Linked DNA regions of Homo sapiens: region 2 is linked to region 1. Evidence: chromatin contacts called from ENCODE Hi-C data. All regions are on one chromosome and are shown on one strand. The core of a region is the stretch at or near the end of the contact, and the rest is flanking DNA. Distances in the headings are between cores, read along the strand shown. Region 1 has its middle 6.1 kb from the start of LAMB4. Region 2 has its middle 22 kb from the start of SLC26A4.

Region 1 (6,153 bases), core at 1,169-3,668:
CTGTCGCCCAGGCTGGAGTGCAGTGGCGCGATCCCGGCTCACTGCAAGCTCCGCCTCCCAGGTTCACGCCATTCTCCTGCCCCAGCCTCCCGAGTAGCTGGAACTACAGGCACACGCTACCATGCCCGGCTAATTTTTTTGTATTTTTTTAGTAGAAACGGGGTTTCACCGTGTTAGCCAGGATGGTCTTGATCTCCTGACCTCGTGATCTGCCTGCCTCGGCCTCCCGAAGTGCTGGGATTACAGGCGTGAGCCAGCGCGCCCGGCCAAAAGCTGTGTCATTTCTAAGCAAAAATTAACCAGTCTTACAGTGTGAGACCCAGCTAGGACTTTAGAGATAATTATAGTTCTCTTTGTCCTTGAGAAAAAATGAAAATCTAGAGAGTTAAATGACTCAGCTAAAGCCACACATTAGTCCACGGCCACCTCACTGTAACAGCCCACAGTGGACGCCATGTTTCTTTTGTTGTTTGGCGTGGTAGCTTTGTGGCATAGTCACACTAGCACTCTTGAAGATTTCAGTGAATCTGGGGGAATGGGAATGTTTTGTAAGAGAATAAGTTGTACTAAATAATTTAATCCCCTCATCAACCTGTGAGGTAGACACTAAATTATTCTCATTTTATAAATGAGGAAACTGAGGCACAAAGAAGTTAAGTAACTTGCCTATCATCACACAGATATCAACATTTCTTTTAATTCCCCCGAGATGAACTGAAATAGCAAGAAAGCAGGGGAAGTAGAGTAGTAAAGATCAGGTTGTTGGGGGCCAGTCTCAGGTATCAAATGGCAGAACCAATCCTCCCAGGGACCTTCCCTTCCATCACGCTGAACTGTGCCAGGAAAAATTGTGAAAATCTTTGAAATGAACAAAAATATTACTTGGTATCTTATGTAGTATATCTTTCCTGTTTATTTCTGTGTTTGAGCTACTTTACAACTCTGTACTCTTAGAATACTGATAGTAGTACAAACGACTCTTGTCCATGGAAATGCCAGTCGTGTCCTGTAGAGATGCAGTTCATTATTGCCATATAGATATTGATAGATACAGATACCAGCCAATTGATTTCAGCATTTCTGATGGCCTATACATGTGTGTTTTTTAAAAACTTCTCCTTTGAACTGGTCATAACATTCTCTTGTTTCTCTCATTAATGAACAAATTGAATAGAATCTTTGGTATATATTTGCTTTATATTTGTATAAGAGTCATGATTTTGCCTTTAAAAATATTAACCCTTAACATCTGCTTGGCATTCCTAAGTGTGCCTGTGTGGTGTATGTGGTTTCTCCTGCATGGAATGTTTTGCCTACTTTATCTAGATCAAGGATCAGCACTCTACAACCCACAGGTCCATGCTGGCCACTGCCTGCTTTTATGGGGCCTGCAAACTAAGAACGGCTTTTACATTTTTAGATATTAAGAAAAATTTTAAAAAATAGTATTTTGTGACATATAGCAATGATATGAAATACAAATTTTTGCACTCACAAATAGTTTAATTAGAACTGTCCAATTGATTATCTACATATTGTCTACAGCTGCCTTGTTTATGCTACAATGGCAGAGTTGAGTAGTTGTGAGAGACCATACCACCTGCAAAGCCAAAAACTCCTACTAGCTGACACTTTACAGAAAAATTTGTTAAGCAATGATCTACTTCATGCTGCTAGAGTCTCAGTATCACCTCCAGGTCATTTTCTCTACTCCTCCATTCTGGGCTGTGTTTCCATTTCCTGATGCATGTAATCCCCCGTGTGTGTGTCTACTTTAGCAGTTGCCATCCCTGCTGTGTGGCTGACTCTCTCCTTATACCTCCACATCTAGTCTGTAAAGCCTTCAAGGACATGGGTTTTGTCTTATTTACCCTTCCATCCCCAATGCCTAAGATAGTGACTGGCACGTAATTTGCACTCAAAATTTGTTGAATAAATGCTTCTTATCCTGTACTGGGTAACAAGGGCATTTGCATAGCATGGTATTCCGAACAAGTATTTAACAACTGGCTAGCTATCAACCTTATTTTTAAGATAAGATGACAGAAATCAGTTTTTATCTTAATCCCCAGAAATGAAATGATACAGCAAGGAAGTGTTCGGGTAGAGGCAGTGAAGACAAGCTTGCTGGGGCTTGGCAAGAGTGGCTGTGCTCTGAGAAGGTGGAATGTGCCTGGATGAGAGCACATGTTTAAAACATCTTAAGGAGACTGCCCAGTTCTAACCAGTGTCCAACCTGGGCAGAGATCGGAACAGCTTCTGGGAGTAGCTTTCTCATTGTTTTTCACCTGCCTACTTATCTGTGGGTTTCAGAGTCCCTTCTGCTTGTCTTTCCATCTCCATTAATTCTTTGGTTTTTCTGCTTTGCCCTTCTTGTCATGTCAAGAAACTTTCACCTTGGTCTTGTGGCTTCCTGTATCACTCAGTGTGTCTTACCCAAGCACGTCTCCGGAGGCCAGTTCTGCTTTCTCAGGCAGCTCTTTGTGCTGCTCCAAATTTTCACTTCCGGAAGGTATCATTGGTGAGGAAAGCCAAGGGGTCACGTCACATTCAGTAATCAATATGGGATTTAGGTGATTAAAATAGCTTAGAGAATGAAAATATGGTTAGGAACAAGATTTTCAGAAAACTCTAAGCACTCTTTCAGAACTAAGCATTGTACGATTACAACTGCTCCCCAAATTGGCATCAGTTCTTTTCTGAATCTGTTGATTCTCTTCCTCAGTCTTCAGGTGTGCTTCTCTGCCTTGTCCTGCTACAGGATTTGTCATCACTTGGATGATCTAGGAATTCAGGTCCCAGACTTGAAATCATGTGGAGTCTTATATCTCCTCCGCCTACCATAGGCCTAAGCACAAATGTCAGTTCCTCAAAGGCAGTGACCTTCTGTTTCCTTTGCAACCCTCCCACATCTGGCATATTATAGAAGCTACAGGAGGTATTGGCATTGATAAGATCATATTTCCATTTCCCACATGTTATGGGTTGAATTGTGTACTGTACCCCTCCCTCTAAATTCATATGTGGAAGTCCTAATTCCTAGTACCTCAGAGTGTGAACTTATCTAAGAAGGGGGTCATTGTAGATGTAATTAAAGTTAAGATGAGGTCATACTGGAGTGGGGTGGGCCCCTAATCCAATATGACTCGTATCCCCTTTCACATACAAAAAGGGAAATTTGGAAATACAGAGACGTGTATATAAGAAAAACACCACGTGAAGACTAGAGTTCTGCTGCCACAAGCCCAGGAACCAGAAGCTAGGAGAGAGGCCTGGAACAGCTCTTTTTCCAGCACCTTCAGAGGAAGCATGGCCCTGCTGGCACCTTGATCTTGGACTTCTAGCCTCCAAAACTGTGAGAAGATAAAATTCTATTTTTTTTTTTTTTTTTTATTGAGACAGTCTTGCTCTGTTGCCCAGGCTGGAGTGCAGTGCCATGATCTCGACTCACTGTAACCTCCGCCACCTGAGTTCAAGAAATTCTCCTGCCTCAGCCTCTCGAGTAGCTGGGACTACCAGCGTGCGCCACCAGGCCCGGCTAATTTTTTTGTATTTTTAGTAGAGACGGTTTTGCCACATTGGCCGGGCTGGTCTTGAACTCCTGACCTCAGGTGATCCACCTGCCTCAGCCTCCCAAAGTGCTGGGATTACAGGCGTGAGCCACCGTGCCTGGGAAAGTTCTATTGTTTAAACTACTCGGTTCATGGTACTTTGTTACAGAAGTCCTTGCACCCATCTTTCTTCTTCCTAACCCCAGTACTGGGATTGTGGGTCTGTTATCACTTAGAAGCCATTGCCATTTGAGTTTGTTGAACTTTTGCTTTTCCAAACTAAATGTTTCCCCTTGTATTAGTTCCCTCTTGCTGCTGTAACAAAACTACCGCAAACTTGGTGACTGAAAACAACACAAATTTATTATCTTACAGTTAAGAAGTCAGAAGTTTGGAATCAGTCTCACTAAGCTAAAGCCAAGGGTTGGCAGGTCTGGTTCCTTCTGGAGGCTCTGAGGGGAGAATCCATTCTCTTGCCTTTTTCAGCTTCCAGAAGCTTCTGTGGCTCCTTCTTTGTGTCACACAAACCTCTTGCTTCCATTGTCATGTCTCTTGTTACTAAGGTGGATTCTCCTGCCTTCCTTTTACAGGGACCACTGTGACTTTATTGTGCCCACTAGGATCATCCAGGATATCCGTCTCTATATTCTTAATCACATTTTTGAAGTCACTATTGCCATGTCATATATTCACAGGTTCCAGGGATTAATTAGGCTATGCACATCTTGGTGGGGGGCATTATTCTTTCTGCTCTACCCTCTTTCCATCTATTTCCTTTCCAAATTTCATTCATTTTCCAGGGTCCTCTTCTAGGATTCCTCTATTTCAGCCCACAGTGGCATCTGTCTTTGTAATTATAGTCTATAGACCACCACAGGGCTTGGTCCTAGATCTCTAATTGTTGGGTATGAAGTCACCTGGTCCGCCACATGCCCTGAAGGGAAGGTGCCTGAAGTGCAGAGATCATTGTTTTCATTCTTCCATCTCTCTTGAAATCTGTGACATTAGCTATGGGCCCAAAGATGTAAAAAATTGCTTGATGGAAGGATTTGCTTTTTTTTGGAGTAACTAGATGCAGAGGGGTAAATCTAGACCTCTAGATTTGCCCTCTCTTCCTCCTTTGTCCACGTGCTATGGAAGTAAGACTGAGCTTGGCTAAACAGAGTAGAGAGCCAAGATCCCTAGTCATTGTCTACCCATGAGCAAGCTCTCCTGAATACAACTGGTTAAGCGGTTAGGCATGACTTTCATATTCTTACTGTGTCCTTCCCATCTCTATGGAAAATAATTATCATGACACAACCCTGACAACCTCTAACCAGTCCCAACAAGGTTTAGGGGACTTTATGAAACAACCTATAAGAAGAGAGAAAGTCAAGGAAGTCTTGGCTCTGCCTTCTGAAGCATCTGGCAGCTTCACGACCATCAGAGCTTAGATGATTCTTGAAAGCTGGCTGCCCTCGTGCCATGCTCTATATGCAAAAATCCAAAGAGAAAGATATGGGTCTCTGCTCTTCTACAAAAGTGGGTCCAAGCCTAGGTAGTCAGCTCCAAACCTGCATAGCCAGGAACAGCCATGTCTTTCCTTTTCATAGCTTTTGGACTAGGGGGCTCCTGGCCTTTAAAAACAATAGGCTTGTTTTTCATTTTTAAATATTAGTCTTTTACAACTGGACAGACTTATAGGCCTACTCTCTTCTCATTTTGGATATCCGACTTTCACTTAGTTTAGATTTAAGGAGAAATAATTTAAAGAAAGAGCTTGTATTCTGGAGTCAGACACACTTGAGTTCATAGACTAGGTCTCTTCTACAGCTGTGTAATCTTTGGAAATAAAAGCAACGCCACCTCACAGGATTGGTGAGAACATTAGATGGGAATGATGTACACATTGCCTTGTATAATACTTGGAATTTAATGGGCAGTGAAGTTGGGTTATCTTCTTCTTCCTCCTCATTTTAATCCAGAAATTCCTTGCTAAATGAAGAGCATTAAATGCTGGAAACACATATAAAGTAGGAAAACACAAGGATTGTTTGTATTTGGGGGACAGGATGTGAAAGAATGTAAAATAATTTGCAAAGGATTATGTCTTAGGCTGCTTGGACTGTCATAACAATACCACAGACTGGGTGGCTGAAACAACAGAAGTTTATTTTCTTACAGTTCTGGAGGCTACATATTCCAGAGCAAGCTGCCAGCCAACTCAATTCCTGGCAAGGATTCCCTTTCTGGTTTGCAGATGACCACCTTCTCTCTGTCCTCACATGGCAGAGAGAGAGAGAGAGAAAGAAAGAGAGAACAAGCTCTGTGTTGTCTCTTACTATAAAGACACTACTCCTATCAGATCAGGACCTCACTGTTATAATTTCATTTAGCCTTAGTTACCTCCAGAAAGACCCCGTCTGTAAACACAGTGACACTGGGAGTTGGGGCTTCAACATATGAATTTGGGGTGGAGGGTGACACAAATATCCAGTCCATACAGATTTCAAGGTCATGTTTACACTTGAAATTTTCTTTCATTTCAGATTTTATCTTGGGCATTTTAATTGCATTAAGATTGAGAAGAATGCTTCTTTCCCTACTTCTGCCTTTTTGG
Region 2 (6,153 bases), core at 2,128-4,627, 500 kb before region 1:
TGAGTGAAGAATCATACTTCAGGCTTGCAAGTTCTCAAAAGCTTTACCTCCCACATACCCTTTTCTTGGGAAGCTAGTGGATAGAGGATGTACTCCACCAAAAGGATGGGAAAATATTTGAGAAAGGAGATCTACACAGAGAGAGGCAGAGGTCTACAGGATGTTGGTAAAGGGAGACTGTTAGCTGTGAAACAGCTCAGACAACTTTGGGTGGGGTTTTTTTCTAGAACATGAAGTTTATCAGATACCTGATGTGAATCAACATACTGAAAGACGTAGGGATAAGCTGGAGAATTGGGGTTGAATAGTGATAGATATTACTGGTCTCAGAAAAGAAAGCAAGTAATGCAAGATGAAAAAACAAACAAAAAAACAAGACAAAACTCAAAAGAACAACCCCTCACCCCAAAAAATGTCTAGCAAATAAAAAGTAATAGTGGTTTACCACACACCTTCATTCTTTTTTTTTTTTTTTTTTACCTTTTTCTTTAAGCAGTAGAGACAATGTCTCACTGTGTTGCCAGGGCTGGTTTTTATTTATTTATTTATTTATTTTTGCCCCATTGCAATCAGTGTGCACAGGCTTCTTTCTTTCTTTATTTTTTTGAGATGGAGTCTTGCTCCGTCACCCAGGCTGGAGTGCAGTGGTGCAATCTTGGCTCATTGCAACCTCTGGCTCCATGGTTCAAGTGCTTCTCTTGCCTCAGCCTCCTGAGTAGCTGGGATTACAGGCACACAGCTCCATGCCTGGCTAATTTTTGTAATTTTAGTAGAGATGGGGTTTTACCATGTTGGCCAGGCTGGTCTCGAACTCCTGACCTCAAGTGGTCCTCCTGCCTCCGCCTCCCAAAGTGCTGAGATTACAGGCAGGATACACTGCCCTGGCCTACAGGCTTCTTTATATAGGTCATCAGCCTGTATTCACATTTCCATCCATTTCTAATGTAATTACATTAACATTACTTTAGCATATGACTTTGCCTTTTCCAGAACTCTAATTAAGATTTTAAATAAGATGTATGCCACTGGGAATCTCTCATTCACGCTTGTTAAACACCTTTCCTGTTTGATTATAATTTCACTTGCTAATTATTTCTGACTTTGGTTTTCCAAACTTTTCCTTTTTATGACTTAAACACAGTTTGAACTGGTGCAGCAAATCACTTACAATCCAGGTGTAAGATAGATTGGCAAACTAAATAGAAAAGAAGACAGTCATTGGGTGGAAAACAGTGACCAAGTTTACCTCAGTCAATCTGTTTATTAAAAGAACTCATAGGCCAGGCAAGGTAGCTCACTTCTGTAATCCCAGCACTTTGGGAGGCCGAGGCGGCGGATCACAAGGTCGGGAGATCGAGACTATCCTGGTTAACACGGTGAAACCCTGTCTCTACTAAAAATACAAAAAAATTAGCCAGGTGTGGTGGTAGACGCCTGTAGTCCCAGCTACTTGGGAGGCTGAGGCAGGAGAATGGCGTAAACCCGGGAGGCAGAGTTTGCAGTGAGCTGAGATCCAGCCAGTGCACCCCAGCCTGGGTGACTGAGCGACACTCCGTCTCAAAAAAAAAAAAAAAAAAAACAGAACTCATACTGCTGAGCATGGTTGCATATGCCTGTAATCCCAGCTACACAAGAGGCTGAAGTAGAAGGATCACTTGAACCCAGGAGATTAGCCTGGGCAACATAGCAAGACCCCATCTCAAAAATATAAATATGTAAAAATAAATAAAAGGACTTGTACTTTTTAATAAGCACTCACCATGTGCTAGGTTCTGATTGCTTTATCTACTTCTATGCCATAAACTTTTTTCAAATTTATTTTGCATATTTTTAGATGCCTGCTATACACTGATCCTTGTGATAAGAGCAGCCAAGGTTCCTTGAGCACTCACCATGTGCTAGGGTCTAATTGCATTATGAACTGTTTGTCATTTAAATATTGCAGCAAGCCCATGAAGCAAGTAGTAATATTACCCCCAATTTTCAGATAAGAAAAATGAGGCATAGAGAATGTGAAAATAAATAAAATTTAAAAGCTCTTGGAACCCCAGAGAACACATTAAGTCTTGAGAGATGTGACTGTGATCTCAGCCATGGAGCATGGAGTTGTAATTTCTGCTCCTTAGATTATAGATTAACTCTCTTCTTCAGTGTTCTTCTTCTGTAAATTATGAGGAGAGACAAGAGACCAGACCTCCTTCTAATCACTGATCTTTGTGATAGATTAACTGCCTCCTTTTTTGTACCTGTATTAGTCTGTTTTCACCCATTATAAAGAATTGCCCAAGACTGGGTAATTTATAAAGAAAAGAGGTTTAATTGACTCACAGTTCCACATGGCTGGGGAGGCCTCAGGAAACTTATAATCATGGTAGAAGAGAAGCAGGCACATCTTACATGGTGGCAGACGAGAGAGAGAGAGAGAGAGAGAGTGTATGAAAGGGAAAGAGCCCCTTATAAAACCATCAGATCTCATGAGAACTCACTCACTATCACAAGAACATCATTGGGGAAACTGCCCCCATGATCCAATCACTTCCCACTAGTTTCCTCCCTTGATACATGGGGATTATGGGGATTATAATTCACTATGAGATTTGGGTGGGGACACAGAACCAAACCCTATCAGTACCTAACTCAGTTAAGGTAGCACTAATTACCTCCCAAATTTTATATCTTCAGTGTGGAATGTTAAATAGACCTTTCCTGAAAAGAAAAATATTACCTTGTCTAATTGGATTACTGTAACTATACATTCAGCCATATACAGAAAAATATTGAAATTCTGTTAAGCTTTCTAAACCTTATCTATGTTAAGTGACCTCAAACTTCTACACTTCAAAGTGCTGACTTCCATTCTTTGGAATCTGTCTCCCAGGCCATCTTCAAACTTTGTACTTGAATAAACTCTCTTCAAAATTCAAAATAAACTCTCTTCAAGTCAAACTAGATTCTGACGCTTATTTCAAGTTGACATTTTGGCAACCATGAAAGGACCTAAAGCAAGCCTCTGTTGATTCCCCACTGCATTGCCCACAGTTAGGATCCTGGTACCAGCATGAACAGTTTTCATTCACTTGGCTTCACTGGAGCCAGCAGAGGGTCTCCGGTGAAGACCCTCTCAGGTTTTGAATCTCCCTGATTTGGGTTGAGAATCAGACTTTACTCAAGTGACCCAATTCCACACTTGATGGAGCTGGAATTGAAGCTCTACTTTAAGGTAAGAGTTTTTGTCTGTTCTCTAGATATTCTTCTGTTCACAGATTTGTGGTTTTCACTTTTCTCTAAGGTTAAGTGTTATTTGTAACTGCTCATTAACATTTGTACAGCTTTTTCTCTCATTTGAATTTTGGTCAGGGAAAGAAAGTTTCTCTCTCTGAAAAGAGGAAGTGAATGTGGCTTAAGCAAAATTTGCATAAAAGAAAAAAACCTGGCTAAACTCTGAAGCTTGGTTCATTTGACATATCTAAAGTTGTTTTGTTTGTTTCTGAGTGACCAAAAAGAAAAACTTTCTATGAGGATGGCCAGGTGCGGTGGCTCATGCCTGTAAACCCAGCTCTTTTGGAGCCCTAGGCAGGCAGATCACTTGAGGCCAGGCATTCAAGAACAGCCTGGTCAACATGATGAAACTCTGTCTTTACCAAAAAATACAAAATATTAGCCGGGTGTGGTGACATGTGCCTGTAATCCCAGCTACTCAAGAGGCTGAGGCAGGAGAATCACTTGAATTTGGGAAACAGAGGTTGCAGTGAGCCAAGATCATACCATTGCACTCCAGCCTGGGTGACAAAGTGAGACTCCGCCAAAAAAAAAAAAAAAAAAAAGAAAGAAAGAAAGAAAGAAGGAAGGAAGGAAAAAAAAGAAAAGAAAAGAAAGAAAGAGAGAAAGAAAGAAAGAAGGAAAGAAAGAAAGAAAGAAAGAGAAAGAAAGAAAAAGAAAGAAAGAGAGAAAAGCTTTCTATGAGGATGAAGATAAGTACCAAAGATAAGGGACACTGTTTCTCCTGGCCAAAAGGCATCTTAGGCTAATAAGGTCTTGCGGGAGTGTCTGAACTCATTACTCTTAACATGCAATAGTACTGTAGGGAGTTCTCAAAGAAGAACACACAGGAAATCTTGCTTAACCTGGTGGGCACATATGAAGGGCTGATCTTCTAGTGCCTTAAGTGCCCAGGATTCCTGGCTTTCACCAAGACAGGGAAGAAGAGAGAAGTGATTCACTGGTGTCACCTCAAGGAATAATCCCCATTAAGCAACATACCAGATCAAAAACATCTTTCCCATTTCATCTTTGATCACTTAAAAAGAGAATCCAAATTATGGGCAATCATCCATCTAAAACTGAGTCTTCCTTTTTAAGGAGAGATCCACCTTTAGAAATTCCAGCTGGATTCCTGTATAATATTGTGGTGCAACCTCCAGTCAATATCTAGAAAAGTTGTCTTTCTTAACCCATGAAGACCCCAAACAACAATGACCAAAGTGGGCTATCTTTGAAATACCTAAATTAGCTTATTTATGTGCACAATTAGAAAAAGCTATTTCTAAAATTAAAGAAAATAATTGGGAGAGTTACTTCTAACAGTACTTAGAAGCATCTGAAAAGCGCTCTGACAAAGTTCTTCCTCTACAGGAAGAAAATTAAAAGCCCTCTAAAACCATTTCTAAATTAAAAAAAAAAAAAACTGCCAAATCTTTTACTCCTCCTTCTGCTTCCCCAACTCTTTATTCCCCATCTCTTCCTCATCTGAACGACACTGCCCAGCCTTTCCTTCTTTTCCTCCCCTTCCCCTTCTTCCCACTCCTGTTGTTTTAGCTACATTTTGTGAATGGCTGGTATCTGGTAGAGGAGAACCTGCCTTAACTTATCAACTATGATCAAAGGTAGACATTAAAGGCATAATTAAGGAATTTCCTCATCCCCACCAAGACCCTATTGGTTTTGTCAGGAAATTTGAACTAAATATTCAAGTTTACAACCCTGATTTTTCCAATTTGTATTAAGTAGTTCACATGTTAGTATCAGAAAGTAAAGCTAAAGATTGGAAGAGCTAAGGCAAATTGGAGGAACCACTTGAAGGACTTTCATACATTTTCAGAAGACCACAAATGTGACCATGAGGTTTCAAAGGCTTTGCTCAAGCCACCCCTTCATTTGACCTTCCAAAGAATGGTCGACTGGAATAAAATACAACAATGTCAACAAAATTCAGATGAGTCAGAAATGACATATTTTGAGAGATTCGAAAAAATATTTAAACCATATTCAGGATTATCCAAAGAGAGTTAGGCTAATCATCAAAATGATACTCTCCTCAATTTCAATTTCATAAGTGGGTTACTTAGATGAAGAATTAGGACTAACAGTAAAAGGACAACACCATAGTTGGACAATTGCTCACATTCATGATTTGGTTAATTTTGCTGATCAATTATGTCATGCCTTAACTAAAGAAGAGAAAAAGAAGCCAAAGAAAAGAATAAGGCTAATAAGATTATGAATTTATAACTAAAACAATTATCTACCCAGTCTGAACCTCCAAAACATACCCCAAAAACCTCAGAATGAATTTAACCCTCTGCTTTGTCATTATTGCAAAAACACCCTGGTCACTTTAGGAAAGATTGCTGAAAACTAAAATGGAGGCAACAACAACAGGCAAAGGAAAAAAAGAAAAGGGGGGGTGCTCCAAGGAACTTAAAGAGACCTTGCCTTTCCTCCATATTTATATTTTGGGAGAAATAGAAAGTATCTGAAATGGAGAACAAACATAAGCTCTTATTGACACTGAGCTGCATTATCTGTAGTAAATCCCACCTTATTACAAGGTCCCATTCCTTAAAGTAAACCATTTAAATGGTGGGTGTCACTGATATTCCTGTATTGGCACATAAATCTTAGCCTATAGCTTTTCAAGTAGGTCCTTTACAAGAGACTTGTATTTTTCTCTTCGTTCTCTAAGCCACTATCCATTTGATAGGAAGAAATTTCTTAGAACTATATAACACCCATATTTGTTTTTCCCAAAAGGGTAAAATATTTTTAGAATTAGAAGACAAAGTTGAATTACTAGACACCATGAATTTTTCAGAATCTGATCCTTTTAAATTCACAAGCTGCAATTTATATTGCCATAGAGGACACCGAATTATT

What was found. A loop is a pair of places that touch in the nucleus more often than their neighbours do. Pooled maps may share reads with other maps.
Region 2: a loop to region 1 is called in a pooled map, with 10 times the contacts of the local background. The contact joins two enhancer-like sites. A Hi-C loop is called at or near these places in 4 of 37 single-sample maps with no recorded cell type and 4 of 50 pooled maps.

What each region holds. Positions count from the first base shown.
Region 1 is chr7:108,133,378-108,139,530 of GRCh38, forward strand. No RefSeq gene overlaps it. Among named protein-coding and RNA genes, the nearest start is that of LAMB4, 6.1 kb to the left of the region's middle. Within about 2 kb of position 2,419, at least 4 of the 41 ENCODE cell types and tissues checked have a DNase peak (open chromatin) inside an H3K27ac peak, as active enhancers do.
Region 2 is chr7:107,635,379-107,641,531 of GRCh38, forward strand. No RefSeq gene overlaps it. Among named protein-coding and RNA genes, the nearest start is that of SLC26A4, 22 kb to the right of the region's middle. RefSeq lists an enhancer at 3,190-3,339. Within about 2 kb of position 3,378, at least 3 of the 41 ENCODE cell types and tissues checked have a DNase peak (open chromatin) inside an H3K27ac peak, as active enhancers do.